Regions from separate parts of the Homo sapiens genome. Here all the other regions are linked to region 1. A link is a loop called in an ENCODE intact Hi-C map of the cell type or tissue named here. Cell type or tissue: GM12878. All regions are shown on one strand.

What was found. Peaks named below come from ENCODE experiments on the same cell type or tissue, not always from the same donor. Only the 100,000 strongest peaks of a DNase experiment are listed, where the experiment ranks them.
Region 2: it touches region 1 in a loop (10-fold over the local background); 21 of 110 quality-filtered maps call a loop at or near these places.
Region 3: it touches region 1 in a loop (7-fold over the local background); 17 of 110 quality-filtered maps call a loop at or near these places.

What each region holds. Positions count from the first base shown.
Region 1 is chr5:132,384,515-132,389,514 of GRCh38, forward strand. SLC22A5 (solute carrier family 22 member 5) reads left to right here. Exons shown (of 10, transcript NM_003060.4): 4 at 814-985; 5 at 2,511-2,637; 6 at 4,407-4,507. Among named protein-coding and RNA genes, the nearest start is that of MIR3936HG, 17 kb to the left of the region's middle. RefSeq lists enhancers at 1,104-1,433, 1,927-1,976, 2,117-2,326. In GM12878, CTCF peaks have their summits at 1,049 (motif pointing right) and 2,221 (motif pointing right); DNase peaks (open chromatin) are centred at 1,057 and 2,247; H3K27ac peaks cover 373 bases.
Region 2 is chr5:132,881,189-132,886,188 of GRCh38, forward strand. It overlaps AFF4 (ALF transcription elongation factor 4), which reads right to left. Exons shown (of 21, transcript NM_014423.4): 19 at 3,888-3,931; 20 at 2,152-2,372. Among named protein-coding and RNA genes, the nearest start is that of LEAP2, 10 kb to the left of the region's middle. In GM12878, a CTCF peak has its summit at 2,241 (motif pointing left); no DNase peak of the experiment used is centred here.
Region 3 is chr5:132,061,136-132,066,135 of GRCh38, forward strand. IL3 (interleukin 3) reads left to right here. Exons shown (of 5, transcript NM_000588.4): 3 at 1,177-1,266; 4 at 1,391-1,432; 5 at 1,534-2,069. The coding sequence ends at 1,656. LOC105379174 (a long non-coding RNA gene) reads right to left here and starts at 1,577. Exons shown (of 5, transcript XR_001742531.2): 1 at 1,505-1,577; 2 at 336-473. RefSeq lists an insulator at 2,845-3,843 and an enhancer at 4,081-4,587. In GM12878, CTCF peaks have their summits at 2,481 (motif pointing left), 3,739 (motif pointing right) and 4,405 (motif pointing right); DNase peaks (open chromatin) are centred at 2,416, 3,736 and 4,416.

The sequences.
Region 1 (5,000 bases):
CTGATTTCCAGTTCTTTTCTGGCCTCTGGGCTGTGGCTCCTTGGTCTTAGTACTTGATGGTCAATTTACTAGGACTCACCAGAGATCCTCCATTTACAAAAAGGGCCTGCCACTGCACAGGGCTGAGCCAGCCCCAGAAAGAGGGCGGCATGGTTGGAGGAGGAGGGGCTGTGACTGGCAAGCTTGCTAAGGTAGAGAACCCCTTGTCTGCAGAGCACTGTGGCTGGTGATATCTACGGACAAGAATAAATTGATAGGAAGGGGCTTTCGTCACCTTCAGGGTTTTAATTCAGAGTGCACACTGCAGGGCTTTGTCTCAAATGTGCCAGCCTGTTGTCACTGAGAAGCTGCCAGGCCGGCCTGTGTTTGGAGGAACCTGACTCTAGCTGATAAGGCCTTTGAGTTCCTTGGGTTGTATTGTTGAAAGGGTTGTTTTTTCTTTTTATATTTAATATTCTTTCCTTGAGGCTTAAGTCAGCATGTGCTGACTTAGTAATGACTTCACTTTTAATAAATTCTTCCTCATGTGAGGATTAAAGGGGGCCTACCATGGCATCTTTAGCACATGGCTTCAGAACATGGCGAAATTTTCAAGAGAGAACTGTTGCTTGGGGGCCTGAGAGGCCACAGGGATGTACCCCCAGGAGACAGTCAGACAGGAGGGGTTCAGAACGCCATCCGCTCCCTAGCGCCATGAACTTAGAGAGAGTTCTCGCTGTTTTCTTGTCTGTGTATTCACAAAGATACCATAAAAAATTAATAAGGAAGGAACCCAAATTAAACTGCTAACTCGACCTCCCTTGTTTTGAACAGGGACAGAAATTCTTGGCAAGTCAGTTCGTATAATATTCTCTACGTTAGGAGTGTGCATATTTTATGCATTTGGCTACATGGTGCTGCCACTGTTTGCTTACTTCATCCGAGACTGGCGGATGCTGCTGGTGGCGCTGACGATGCCGGGGGTGCTATGCGTGGCACTCTGGTGGTGAGTGTGACCTTGTGCCCCATGTGCCCACTGGCAGGATGATTTCTGTCTGGCCTTCACTAGAGGGCAGCAACAACCCATGAATCCCTATTTTGTCTCCCAGAGACAGGAAGCATAGATTATAAATTATTTCAGAATGTTTTCTCCACACTCAAAAGAGCCAAAACAAAACAGAATCCCATGACAGCAACAGACTTGCTCTCAGCCCTGTGCTGGGTTGCCCCAAGTGTGGGGAAAAATAGCAGTAGCTGTGAGAAGATGGGGTCCAGCATGCCCTGTAGGAAGTTCCCAAGCCTCAGGGCAGGACAGTGTAGGCCCTAGTTCTGGCTGTGTGCTGCTGAAGCCTCATGCCACAGGCACTGGCACCAAAAGCAAGAGTCCTCAGGGTAGCCACATGGAGGAAGCCAGGCTCCTTCTGCACCACCAAGGTAGAGGAGTTGAACAGGCAGAGAAGAGGCCATTCCAGACCAAGAGGGGAACACTGCAGAGGTGCTAAGGTGGGAATCACCCCTTGCAGGTGGAGAAGGTGAGATCACCAGCCCAAGTGGAGCAGAGAGCATTTCAGGGCATAGTGGGAGAGTAAGCCGCACATCATGGGGCCCAGTCATGACCGAGGGTGGGGGGCGGCTACCTGGTCCCAGCAAGGTGGAAAATAATATCCATAGAGCACTCAAGTGCCTTGATAAACATGCTAATTTTTTTCCTTTTTTTCTTTTCTTTTTCTTTTCTTTTTTTTTCTTTTTTTTTTCTCAGACAAAGTCTCTGTTGCCCAGGCTGTAGTGCAGTGGCGTGATTTCCACTTACTGCAACCTCCGCCTCCCCAGTTCAAGCGATTCTCATGTCTCAGCCTCCCGAGTAGCTGGGACTACAGGTGCCTGCCACCACACTTGGCTAATTTTTTTTGTATTTCTTTGGAGAGACGGGTTTCACTGCGTTGGCCAGGCTGGTCTGGAACTCCTAGCCTCAAATGATCCACCGGCCTTGGCCTCCTAAAGTGCTGGGATTATAGGAGTGAACCACTGCACCTGGCCAAACATGCTATTTTAGGTAGAGTATCTGACTAATCTGTTGGATAAATCAGGGGTAGGGTGAGGAGAGAAGAGAAGCTAAAAGGCCAGTGCAGAAGCTTCTGTTGGTGCCGGGGACAGGGAGGAGAGTGTAGCAGGGCCTGGGCTGACATAGACATGCACAGAAGCCAGGCTTCCGGAGCCCATCTTGCACCCATCTCCTCAGCCCAGCAGATGGCAACACTGCTCTTCAGAAATGGAGGTGGCCAGCCAGCATGGGGATGCCGTCAGGGGGTGCAGGGCTCTCCCATTTTTGTGCGGTGTGGGGTACACATAAGCTCATCCACCCCAGGTTATTGCTGCGTGTGGATCAGCTCTTTGCTTCTGGCTTGTGATCACCAAACATTCCACAAGCTCTGGTTCTGCAACCTTATTCCCACCTATGGCTGTGCTCTACCTGGTCTGTGGGTCTGCTGTTGGCAGGGAGGCCTCACTGAGATTGGACCTTGTACTGCCAGGTTCATCCCTGAGTCCCCCCGATGGCTCATCTCTCAGGGACGATTTGAAGAGGCAGAGGTGATCATCCGCAAGGCTGCCAAAGCCAATGGGATTGTTGTGCCTTCCACTATCTTTGACCCGAGTGAGGTAAGCACCATGTGGGTGTGGGTGAGAGGGACAGACTGACCGTGATTTGAGAGCAGCAGCACCCAGCCCTGAAGTCCTCCCTGCTCACAGCAGCCCAGCCCTCTCTCCGCCCAAGCCCCAACTGCCCATTCCCCCCATCCCCCCACTCCCCACCCCCACACGGGCCCTGTTAACACTCAGAAGTTGAGGAATAGGTTACAGCTGCCTCACTCTTTTCACCACGGGTTTCAGATTTTCATTTTTTACTTCCTTTCTAGGCAATCATATATTTTAACCATTACTTCTAACAATAAATACTCTTTTTGAGTAATAGGCCTTTCATAAAGTCAGCATTTGGGAAAATCATTGTTTCTTATACCTAAGGTGGCTTGTCACCTTACAAAGCTAACCCCAAACGTAAAATGTAAAGCACAAATAGATTTGGAGTTAGAAGTATTTCATCTCTTGAGTATTAGCAATTATTCATTAAAAAGAAAAAAAAAGTGTTTAGTCTCTTTCTGCCCTCCAATGGTTAATTATTGCATATCATCTTGGAGTCAGGTCCTTTTTGATGTCCACCTCTTCCCCCTACCCCACCCCTCCCGTCAGCCCTGTTCTCACACACCATGACTCATTTCTTGGCTCTACCTAGTTCCTGGTTCTTGCTTTTCCTTCCCGTTCCCTCTCCTACCATCTCTGTAGCAGGCAGTTTTCCTTGGTCTCGTGACTATGAGAGGTTAGAAGCTGTAAATGCTGCCTGGTGGGGTTCTGGAATGTGTCTGTGGTCTGACTGGAAGATGAGGGGTTGGGTGTGGGAACAGCCACAAGCAGCCCTGCTGAAGTGTGAGAGGCAGGCATGGTTGGGCTTGGAAAAGAGGGAACAGTTATTGTAGACAGCGGAGGCCAATGGCCACTGCCAGCCCTGCAGACTTCCCAGTGAGTGGTGGCCCAGCAGCCACTGTCAGCATGCACCAGAAAGGGGTCCTGTGCGCAAAGGTCAGGCAGGAGTGTGGCAGAGGGCTTTTAAGTTAGGTGGTTTTGGGGGCTTTTAAGTGAGGGGTCAATCTGGGTGAATGCATAAGCCCCACTGGCATCTTTGAGGAAATGAGGCTATTTCAGGGGATACTTTCAGTCCAAAGTTGACCTTTTGTTGAACTTCTAACTCTGGAAAAACAAGCTCCAAACCTGGGTTTGCTTAAGAAAGCAACATCAGTGTGTTTAGACGTGTGGTTTATTAATGGCCTTGGCTGTGCTGAATTTCATAGGAAGTCACTCTGGGTGAAGCTCAGGTCAATTTTCCTGTTTTTCTATTTGAATTCTTTTTCCCTGGAAGCACACCAGTAACTACATAGTATAAGGACTCAAAACATTAACTTTTAAAAAATATCAGACCAATAAACCACACAGCCAGGTACTCTCTCTGACCCAGAGGGCAGGGAGCCAGGCTTCGGGAGGAATACTTAGAGGCCTCCTTGGAATGTGGCCACCGACAGGAATATGTGGGGGTGCAGTGAGGAAGCTGTCAGCCTGGGCCTCTGTCTTCCTGTACCCTTGAGGGACTGGTCACTTACTTTTCCTCATTTTCATTCACTCTGATTTGTTACTGACAAGGCCTAGGGAAGTTTTCACAGCCTAAAACACAGTCAGTATACTTACTGTTCTTAGAAACGTAACACTCCCCGACGCTGAGATGCAGACAGCTAAGATGCCAGGGATTCAAGTATGTTATTGTGTGCTCTGAGTCTCTGACCACCTCTTCTTCCCATACACTTATGATGTTGTTCCTGCAGTTACAAGACCTAAGTTCCAAGAAGCAGCAGTCCCACAACATTCTGGATCTGCTTCGAACCTGGAATATCCGGATGGTCACCATCATGTCCATAATGCTGTGGTATGTAAAAGAGACCTGCCTGAGGCTTCCAGACAAAGCTTCTTGAAGTGGCCATTGGGCCTCTTGTTTACAGACATGCCTCAGACAAAATTCAAAGCCTATGTCATCAGAGAGTGAAAAGGATATGTCTTGTGTTAGATGGAAAAAATGGGCATGTCACAATTCTTAATGGGATGGAACCTCAGAAAAGGAGAATGAAAACAATTGTGGAGGCTGTTGTGGGAAATATGGACTCTTGTGGGGAATCTCTCCAGATCTTAAGATGAATCCTTGCCCAATTTGGGTCATTTAGTTCCCGTCTCCTACCCAGTTACCGACAGTGGCTGAGGAGGCCAGGTAGGGCTTTTAAGAAGGATCTGAGTGAAGACACCATGTCCTGTAGGCTGCAGAGGCTGCCAGTTACTTTCTGGAAATGTGGAAGTGGGATGTGCTCCTCCTGGGATGTCCATAAACGGTCCTGGAGTCAGGGCTATAGCCTAGATGTCCTTACCAG
Region 2 (5,000 bases), 500 kb after region 1:
AGAAAACCAAAAACATTCATTAAATGATATATACTCTTTTGAATCACTGCTTTAAAACTATGAGTAGAGATTATAAAACAGCATTCATAAACTCAAAAAATACCTCCTCCTACACTAAAATGCTTACTGTCCATGTTTTAGAGCAAATCATTCCATAGTCTCTCAAGTTACATTTGTTCCCTAAGTCATGCAACATTTTAAACAGAATGTATGGTCAGAAATTAAGTGTTATATATAAGCAGGATTCCATGAATGGAAATGATAAATTGCTATTATGCAGTAGATATTATTAAAATGAAGATTTAATGCCATAATGTGCTACTGATTACTCAAAACATTTTGTGCATTGCTTTTGTATAAGAAGCAAGTGACACAAAAAGGAGGACATTCTTTGCCTGTTTCCTGTAACAGCCTCTGTGAGGTTAGACACTTAAGATTATATCAAACTTTCGGCTACCATCATATGCCATGAACCAACTGATAACTAAATCCCATGTTTTTATTTATTTTCATTTATTTTTAGACAGTCTCCCTGTCGCCCAGGCTGGAGTGCAGTGGCGCGATCTCGGTTCACTGCAACCCTGGTCTCCTGGGTTCAAGCGATTCTGCTGCCTCAGCCAAATATAAAATACAAAAAAGTTTTTTTTTTTTTTTTTTAGTAGAGATGGGGTTTCACCATGTTGGCCAGGCTGGTCTCGAACTCCTGACCTTGGGTGATCCACTCGCCTTGGCTTCCCGAAGTGCTGAGATTACAAGGTGTGAGCCACCACACCCGGCCACAAATTATGTTTTTATAAATACAGCTTTATGTTGAATGTTGGGATTCCTAGCCTGGGCAACATAATGAGACCTTATCTCTACAAAAAGTAGAAAAATTAGCCAGGTGTGGTGGCACACATCTGTAGTCCCAGCTACTCAGGAGGCTGAGGCACGAGGATCACTTGAGCCCAAGAGGTAGATGCTGCAGTGAACTGTGACTGTGCCACAGCCTGGGCAGCCTGGGTGACAGAGTAAAACCCTGTCTCAAAAAAAAAAAAAAAAAAGTTGGGATTCCACTTTTACCTTTCACCATTGCCTCTCTTTAGGGATAGGAATCTTTCATTTTCATCTGATTACCTGTTCACGCTGTAAGTATTTAAATGTACTCTGTGACAAAATGACACTTGATTGGCTAATGTAGTGTTTCTCTGTAAAGGATCTGCCTAAAGAGAAGCTGCATGCACATATTTGCTAATAACATCTACTAAATAAAATGGTGGTTATACAGTACTTTCCACTAAGGTCTTCAAAGACTTTATAATTCTCCATGTCCTTGGTTTGGGAAATAATAAACTTTTAAAGGGCAAAGCCTCAAACAACCTAATTTTAAAGAATGTTAAGAATTCTGGCCGGACGTGGTGGCTCACACCTGTAATCCCAGCACTTTGGGAGGCTGAGATGGGCAGATCACGAGGTCAGCAGTTCAAGACCAGCCTGGTTCACATGGTGAAACCCCATCTCTACTAAAAATACAAAAATTAGCCGGGCATGGTGGCGGGCACCTGTAATCCCAGCTACTCAGGAGGCTGAGCAGGAGAATCACTTGAAACCGGAAGGTGGAAGCTGCAGTGAGTCGAGATCGTGCCACTGTGCTCCAGCCTGGGCAACAAAAGCGAAACTCCATCTCAAAAAAAAAAAAAAAAAAATTTCTATTCATTCCCTAGTCTCCTTTATTTCACAGGTTTCTTCCAATATACCTAAAAATCCAGTATGAGCATGCTTTCTTATACATTAACCTTCTCAGATGTACAGATGTTTGGATGTAATCTTATGCCTATTGCCAAATTTACTGTTAACCATCCTAGGGTAGGACATATATTTTATTACTTTTATGGTATGAGCTGCATTTAATGTGCCAGAATATAAGCACATTTGTCTTAGTCCAAGAACTATTTTCAGTTTAGTTTTGTCACCAGAATCATGAGAGGTATCTTTTGACCAAATTCAGTTTCATTTATTGTTTAACTGCTAAGCAATGAAGACTATTAACAAACAGATTATCATTAACTCTAAATAATAAAACTAAATACAGACTAAACGCTTACTTAACTAAATTATAAAAGTTCCTTCTAACAATTCCATCCCTTGAAGTTTATCCAGAAACCTACCTACCTTTTTGCTCTTTGGAAAGCTGTTCAGCTTGGTCCCAAATTTCGGTGGCATAGAGGAAGTTGGATGTGACCTGAACATAGCTGGCTGCCATCTGGTGGATCTTCTGTGGAATGGTCACTGAAGAACCACTTGCAGAAGCACTACTGGCCCCAGATGAATAATTTCCTGAATTGCCTGGTGACAGCTTTGGAGAAACAGGGGAAGGCATCCCCACAGCTTTGCTACACAACAGAAATAGGAAGCTTGTTCATATGGACATGGTAAGCATTATAAAATCAAGTACTACTAGCTCTTTCTACATGAAAGCATTTAAAATGTAAAGATTCTCTTAAACTAGATGGGTTTTCAGAGAGCTACAATTTCTTCTAAATAAGTACTATAATCTTGTAATTCATAATCTTGTTATCTTAGAATCTGTAGCCTTTGTTTTAATGAATAACAACAAAACAAGAGATGGACAATAACTGAAGAAGTCATGTACCTTGTTACAGTTCAAAGACTTAAAAGCCAGATCCCCTCACTCTCTGCTCAACACTTTCCATCTGTTCGGGCATATAATTACATATTTTTTATACTGTTTTGTAGAAAGTTTGGTGGAATTCACATTTAACCTAAAAAACTGTGGTAGAAGATGGGAACATCTTTTATTGAACTCCACAATTTCTGACACTTTCCTAGTTTAACCAAATTACTCAGAGGTAACAAAGAGGTACAGCTCTCTCAAGCAACTGTAATCACCCCAAGCTTCCTGCCAATTAAATATTTCTTAGAAAACATACATGTTGAAATCTGGCAGGTTCATTTCAGGAGTATTAAAATTTGTGAAATGTTCAAGACTATGATCACACACTAAAAGAAAGGAAAAATCAAAAGTTGGGGTAAAAATAAACTTGTGTATACACATATATACATATTTTGGAGACACTCATGCTCTGTCACCCAAGCTGGAGTGCAGTGGCATGACCTCGACTTACTGCAACCTCCACGCCTCCCTGGTTCCAATGATTCTCCTGCCTCAGCCTCCAGAGTAGCTAGGATTACAGGCGCGCACGACACCACACCCGGCTAATTTTTGTATTTTTAGCACAGATGGGGTTTCACCATGTTGGCCAGGCTGGTCTTGAACTCCTGACCTTGTGATCTGCCCACCTCGGCCTCTCAAAGTGCTGGGATTACAGGCGTGAGCTACCATGCCCGGCTTGTTTGTATTTTTATCTGCACTTTTAGCATTATAAACTTATGTAAGAAAATACACACAGGACAAAGAATGTCAATTCTTATAAACATAATAACTGAACAGATACAATTTAAAAGGTTCCATGGTGTTTTTTATCCTTTGGGAGATAGGTGGGATGAAAGTGACGTGGAGATGAAGGAGAAATCACAATCATGTCATTGTTACTAAATTCTGGCAGTGCCAAGATCTGACTAAAGATAAGCCTGCTGTGATAAGTCCAAGTAACTATGGAAATCAAACTGTGAAAAGGGTTGAGTGCTAGTAAAAACTCAGATTTCTTAACAGGTGAAACGTCTCATATCTAATCTTTATGATTATGTTCATTTATATTTTCAATTCCTAAAAAATACAGAGAAAAAATTATAACTTCTAAAAATATTTTATCAGAGATGGTTTTACTTATTTAAAAAGTAGTCATCTTTCCATTTTTGGAAATTGGACCATACTCATTTCACTTTTATTGCCACAATAATATTTTACATAATAAAATTTTACCTACCTTCCCAAGCCAGGCGATGGTGCTTGAGAATTATTATAAGAATTCTGTGGAAAAAGTAAAATGTACTTAACAACAACAAAAACCACCACTACTTTAAGAAGTTCTAAATATATTTAAAAGCTTTGGGCAAGAGCTCATCGTGAGCAGCTGTAAATATTTAAGACACCAAAATACGTGTGTGTGTGTGTGTGTGTGTGTGTGTAAAAGTACAAAAGAAATAAATTATTAGGTGAGAGCTGGGTGTTCTGGAAGACTTCACAGAAGAGGCAAGGAAATAATGAGTAACACATGGATAAAGGGAAGGGGGATACATCCCAGCTACTCCCAGCTACCTGGGAGTAGCTGCAGTGAGCCATGATCGTTTTTTTTAAAAAACTCCCTCTTAAAAAAGGGGTGGGTGGGTGGGTGGGTGGGGAGAGGGGAGAGATGAATCATACTATGCACAAAGGCTGCAGAAAAGACAGTGTATGTGCCCCATGCAGTTTGCCTAAAGCAGAGGTTTAGACAAGGAACAAGAGACCCCTTGGGGCCAGGGTAAGGAGTTTAAACTTGACCCAGCAGGCAACTACTGAAGGGTTCCAAGTCATAATCAGAGGCAGATTTTAGGAGGATTTATGTGGTACTGGCCTGAAGAAACATAGGAAAATCTTTTAGGAAACTAAGATAGTAGTCAGAAAAGGATGGCATGAAAACAAAAGACTTTTTGTTTGTTTTTGAGACAGAGTCTCTCTCTCTGTCACCAGGCTGGAGTGCAGTGGCATGACCTCGGCTCACTGCAGCCTCCGCCTCCAGGGTTCAAGCGATTCTCCTGCCTCAGCCTCCCAAGTAGCTGGGACTACAGGCGTGTGGCACCATGCCTGGCTAATTTTTGTATATTTAGTAGAGATGGGGTTTCACCATGTTGGCCAAGATGGTCTCAATCTCTTGACCTCGTGATCTGCCTGCCTCAGCCTCCCAAAGTGCTGAGATTACAGGCGTGAGCCACCGAACCCGGCCGAAAACAAAAGATCATTTAAAAAGTAAATACAGCCGCTGCACATGGCTATAAGAGTTCTACAATCAGATACACGTAGATTAAAAAACTCAAAGAAACCTCAAACTTATTTGAAAAGT
Region 3 (5,000 bases), 320 kb before region 1:
TTGTTATGACAATCAAATGGCACAATGTGCATGTTCTGGCCCAGCATCTGGCACTTAAGAGTTCAATACATGGCCACAGCCATGGCTATAATAATGAAAATGACTTTTAAATTAGAAAATGAAAAGGCAGTTCTAGGTGAGGAATACCAAGGGCCTTAAGGTCAGTGTTTGGTAGGGCAGACTCTGGACTGACAGACAGAAATTTCCCCCTCAGATGTGCCAGCTTCTTTTTCCCTTAAAAAATTGAGTTTGTGTTTTCCACCCTCATTGGCTGTGGCATTATCATTTACAGTTATTTTTCATGGTTCCAGTTGGTTGCAGTTGTTCTGTCTCACCTTTGCATGACATTTCTTGGGTCAAACAAGAAGTGGAAGCCTTTGCTGAGTTCCTGGGCCATCTGTGTTTGGGGCACTCACAGCTCACATGCTGCACCCATTTCCATGCTGGGGTCTCTGTGATTTTCTTCTTGATTTCTAGGAGACTTTAATTCAGTCAGGGCATGAACACTGTTATCAGCCTCTGAGCTACAAATACTTCCCTTGGAAAACCCCCTGTCTTTTGTAGAGCTTCTTTTTGGAGATATTTTTTCCCCCAAGTGCAGAAAGATCCACCTAGGTACCCCCTCCCCACCCATTTTTTTTTTTTTTTTTGAGACAAGAGTCTCACTCTGTTGCCCAGGCTGGAGTGCAGTGGCACGATCTCAGCTCACTGCTACCTCTGCCTCCTGAGTTCAAGCAATTCTCCTGTCTCAGCCTCCCAAGTAGCTAGGATTACAGGCATGCACCACCACTCCCATTTTTGTATTTTTAGTAGAGACGGGGTTTCACCATATTGGTCAGGCTGGTCTTGAACTCGACCTCAGGTTATCTGCCTGCCTCGGCCTCCCAAAGTGCTGGGATTACAGGCTTGAGCCACTGCGCCCAGCCCACCTAGGCCCTTTATGTAGCTCAAATGGAGCCAGAGACTGGGGGCTTGAGGAAACCAGGTCCTGCCTGCCACTCACTTCTAGGCCTGTGCCCTTGGGCAGGGACCCACCTGAGGCAAGAACGGGACTAGGAGGGAACCCGAGGATGTCCCCAACAGTGGGCTTGGGAAACTGTGGGGGTGACTTCCACCTGCTTGTGGGAGGGATACTCTGTAACCTTTCCCCCTTAAGTGTATTCTCTGCCCCGTTAGGAAAATAACCTTCGAAGGCCAAACCTGGAGGCATTCAACAGGGCTGTCAAGAGTTTACAGAACGCATCAGCAATTGAGAGCATTCTTAAAGTATGTGAAGCTGTTGAGGGTTTGGGATCCCTGTGTTGGCCCTGCCCTGCCTCTGGGGAGGAGAGCAGGGCCCACTCCCTTTCCAAGGGAATCTCTGACCATCTGCTTTGGTCTCTTTCCACAGAATCTCCTGCCATGTCTGCCCCTGGCCACGGCCGCACCCACGGTAAGCTGTCCCCCAAGATGCCCGTCATGGCTTGCTCCTCAGCTGGTCATCACCATTACAGCCTGGACTCACCTAATGCCACCTTCTTGGTTTCTTTATAGCGACATCCAATCCATATCAAGGACGGTGACTGGAATGAATTCCGGAGGAAACTGACGTTCTATCTGAAAACCCTTGAGAATGCGCAGGCTCAACAGACGACTTTGAGCCTCGCGATCTTTTGAGTCCAACGTCCAGCTCGTTCTCTGGGCCTTCTCACCACAGAGCCTCGGGACATCAAAAACAGCAGAACTTCTGAAACCTCTGGGTCATCTCTCACACATTCCAGGACCAGAAGCATTTCACCTTTTCCTGCGGCATCAGATGAATTGTTAATTATCTAATTTCTGAAATGTGCAGCTCCCATTTGGCCTTGTGCGGTTGTGTTCTCATTTTTATCCCATTGAGACTATTTATTTATGTATGTATGTATTTATTTATTTATTGCCTGGAGTGTGAACTGTATTTATTTTAGCAGAGGAGCCATGTCCTGCTGCTTCTGCAAAAAACTCAGAGTGGGGTGGGGAGCATGTTCATTTGTACCTCGAGTTTTAAACTGGTTCCTAGGGATGTGTGAGAATAAACTAGACTCTGAACAACTGCTTTGTTACCAGTGTCTCAATTTGACTTGGGACTTAGTGACCATTTTAAGGGAGACTGGTGTGCCACAAATCCTGGGTGGCTTGATCCTGCCACGTGGATGCTGTCTGGGTGAGCTTGTTCTCACACTGCCCTCCTGCCACCCCCATTTCCAGAAAGGTGATGATAACCCTAGCAATCTTGAAAATCCACAGAACTGCTACCAGGTACCAGGAGCCGTTCTGAGCATTTTACCTATGCTATCTAACTTATTCCTCACCCCAACCAAGAGTATGTTTTCTCCGTTTCATGGGAAACTGAAGTTCGGCCTGGTTGAGCAACTGCCTAAGCTGATAGTGGCCCAGCTGGGGCTTGAATTCAGGTCCCTGTGGTCTGGAGCATGCTAATCCTGTGGCATGTCTCCCCCTAGTGGTCCTTCCAGAAACTGCAGCCGCCGCCCCTGCTCCTCCCAGGGCCAACATCAGGGATCAACATCCCCTGACCCCCTCAAGGCAGCAGGTTCTGCTGACACAAGCCACCCAATTCTTCATTCCATTCCTTTAAAACCCTCCAAGCCTGGAGTCTCCACCCCTGCCTAAGCCCCCAGCCTCTCCTGCCTGATGATTTAGCAGCCACCCTGTAGGCCTCCCGGCCAGCCCTGGAACCCACACCCTGACGATCTGTGCTCTACTGGGGAGCCAGATGGAGTTTTAGAAAATGCAAATCTGACCATGTGGATCTATACTGAATCCCCCAGTCCTCGGGGTCTTCTGGACCTTGTCCATATCCTTAGGACAACGTATAAGGCTCACCTCCATCTGTTGCTTCTGTTTCCCCCATGGCTACCACCCTAATCAATGCTCCAGCCAACAGGAGTGCTGGGACTTCCTAGACAGCCTTCCATGAAGCCTCTCTTCATGCCCTGGAGCTTCTATCCACATTGTCACCTCAGTCTGGCATGCCCTTACTTGGCTTGATGAGTTCCTATTCCATGGACCAACTCAAACTCTGCCCACCTCTGGACTGTCCACACCATCCCAGGATGGGGCCCTCCTCCGAAATAGGTGGGTACACAGGGACCCACTGGAGGGACAGCCACTGTGGCACGGAGGTGGTGCAGACCAGCCTGGAGGCAGAAGGCAGGAGGCTGGGACATCCCGAGTGTGGCTTCAGTCTACCACCTGGCCCTTTAGCCCTGAGTGCCCCCCTCTAACTCCCCTGCACACCACCCTGTGGCCCTACTCAGTCTGCCAGTGGAAGGAGGGGCAGAGGGGCCTTCCTCTGTCACCACGTAAGCAGCAATAGCATCCTCTCTGATTCCTCTCAAGTCCCAGAAAAGCGTCAGAGGCTGACACCAGGTGCAGGGGTCCTGTCCCCCTTTTTCCTGTTTTCCACCTTGATCCATCCCTCCCTTGAGGTTATGAATAAGGAACAGCCCGGCTGCTTGAATGGGACTGGAGATGATGGAAGATTTATCTGCTACAGGCTCAGAACTCTATTTCCCTAAATTCTTCCCCCTAAAAAATCGTTATGTTCCCACAGAAGAACTCTCTTTTCCCCCTCCCCCCACCTCTCCCCAGCCTGGCTCACTGAGGGCATTGCCTGGGGACCAGGGGATGTCTGTTGTTGGACTTAGCCTGGGAGGAGATACAGAGGATGCTGCTGCAGTTTCTGGATTGACCACTAGGGGGAGGTGTGTGCCACTGGTCTCAGGGCACTTCAGAGGTCCTGGAGGAGCCAGGCCTGAGAGGGTAGGGTGAGAGGTCTGACTCTGGACTGGGTTTCCCAAGTCTCCTGCACACCCAGCTCCCCCCAGCCCTCACTTTCCCTCCCTCTCGCACGTGACAGCTAGTCCTGTTTTCATCCTGGGCTGAGGCAGCATTTGTGCCCCAGCCCCATGTTCCCAGATGAGTCGCTGCTTGCCACCTCCTCTTCACACCCTGGAGAGTGGGTCAGCAGCTGTCTCCTCTGCTGGTCCTGTGTTAGTGACTGATGCCTGCAAGAGGCAGGGTTAGTGGCTGGATCAGACACAGACCTGGTGCACGAGGCCAGTCGTCAGGACCTGTCGCTGGCGGAGGGTGGCACGCGGAGGTGACATGCTGGAGAGGGCAGTGGGCGGACCTTTTCAGATGCGCTGGGGGCTCCTCGCTGACCTTCTGGAATAGTATAGACTGCAGCTTAAAGCCAGACTGGGGCCAGAACCAAGTGGCAGTCAGTTCCTGGACAGGCTGGGGGAATTTCTACATGCTTTGACAGAAGGTTTATGTTCCCTCCAAATTTGTATGTTAAAATTGAATCCCCACTGTGATGGCATTAGGATGTGGAGCCTGTCCTTTGGGCCAGGTCTGTGTGTCCAGATGGCGCCAGGGGGCAGCATCGCCCCATTATAAATCCCAGAACCACCAGAGAAGGCCCAAGTTCCTGCCTTCCCACATCCCAGGTGTCTGCTCAGGGGGAAGGTGGATTACAGCTCTCAGCCAGGAATTTTATTTTTCACTTAAAAACTATTGTTGGAGCGAGACTCCATCTCAAAAAAAAAAAACAAAACTATTGTTTTTCATTGGAGGAGAAGATGGGAAAGCGTATATACTCTTTACTGAAAAACTTGGAAATGCAGAAAAATAGAACAAAGGGAAAATTGACAGAAAGGCAAGTGCCTAAGGAGGGCAGAACTCAGAAGGCACAACAAGCCTCACCCCTTGACAGGAATCCTCCCACTCCAGGAAGGGGCTCTGTTCCTCCTGCCCTGGACTCAAGCCCCCATTTGACTCAGTGGAGCAACTGCTCTGAGGACCCTCCACGGCTCCCCCAGGCTGGGGCGGGCATAGGTGAGACACTGGGCCAGGCCTTTCAGGCCTCCTGGCCTTGTGCAGTTGGCCCAGCACAGTGCGGTGGGGGTCATTACAGACAGCACAGGACCGACGGATGGGCGTGGACCTCATCGGAGGCA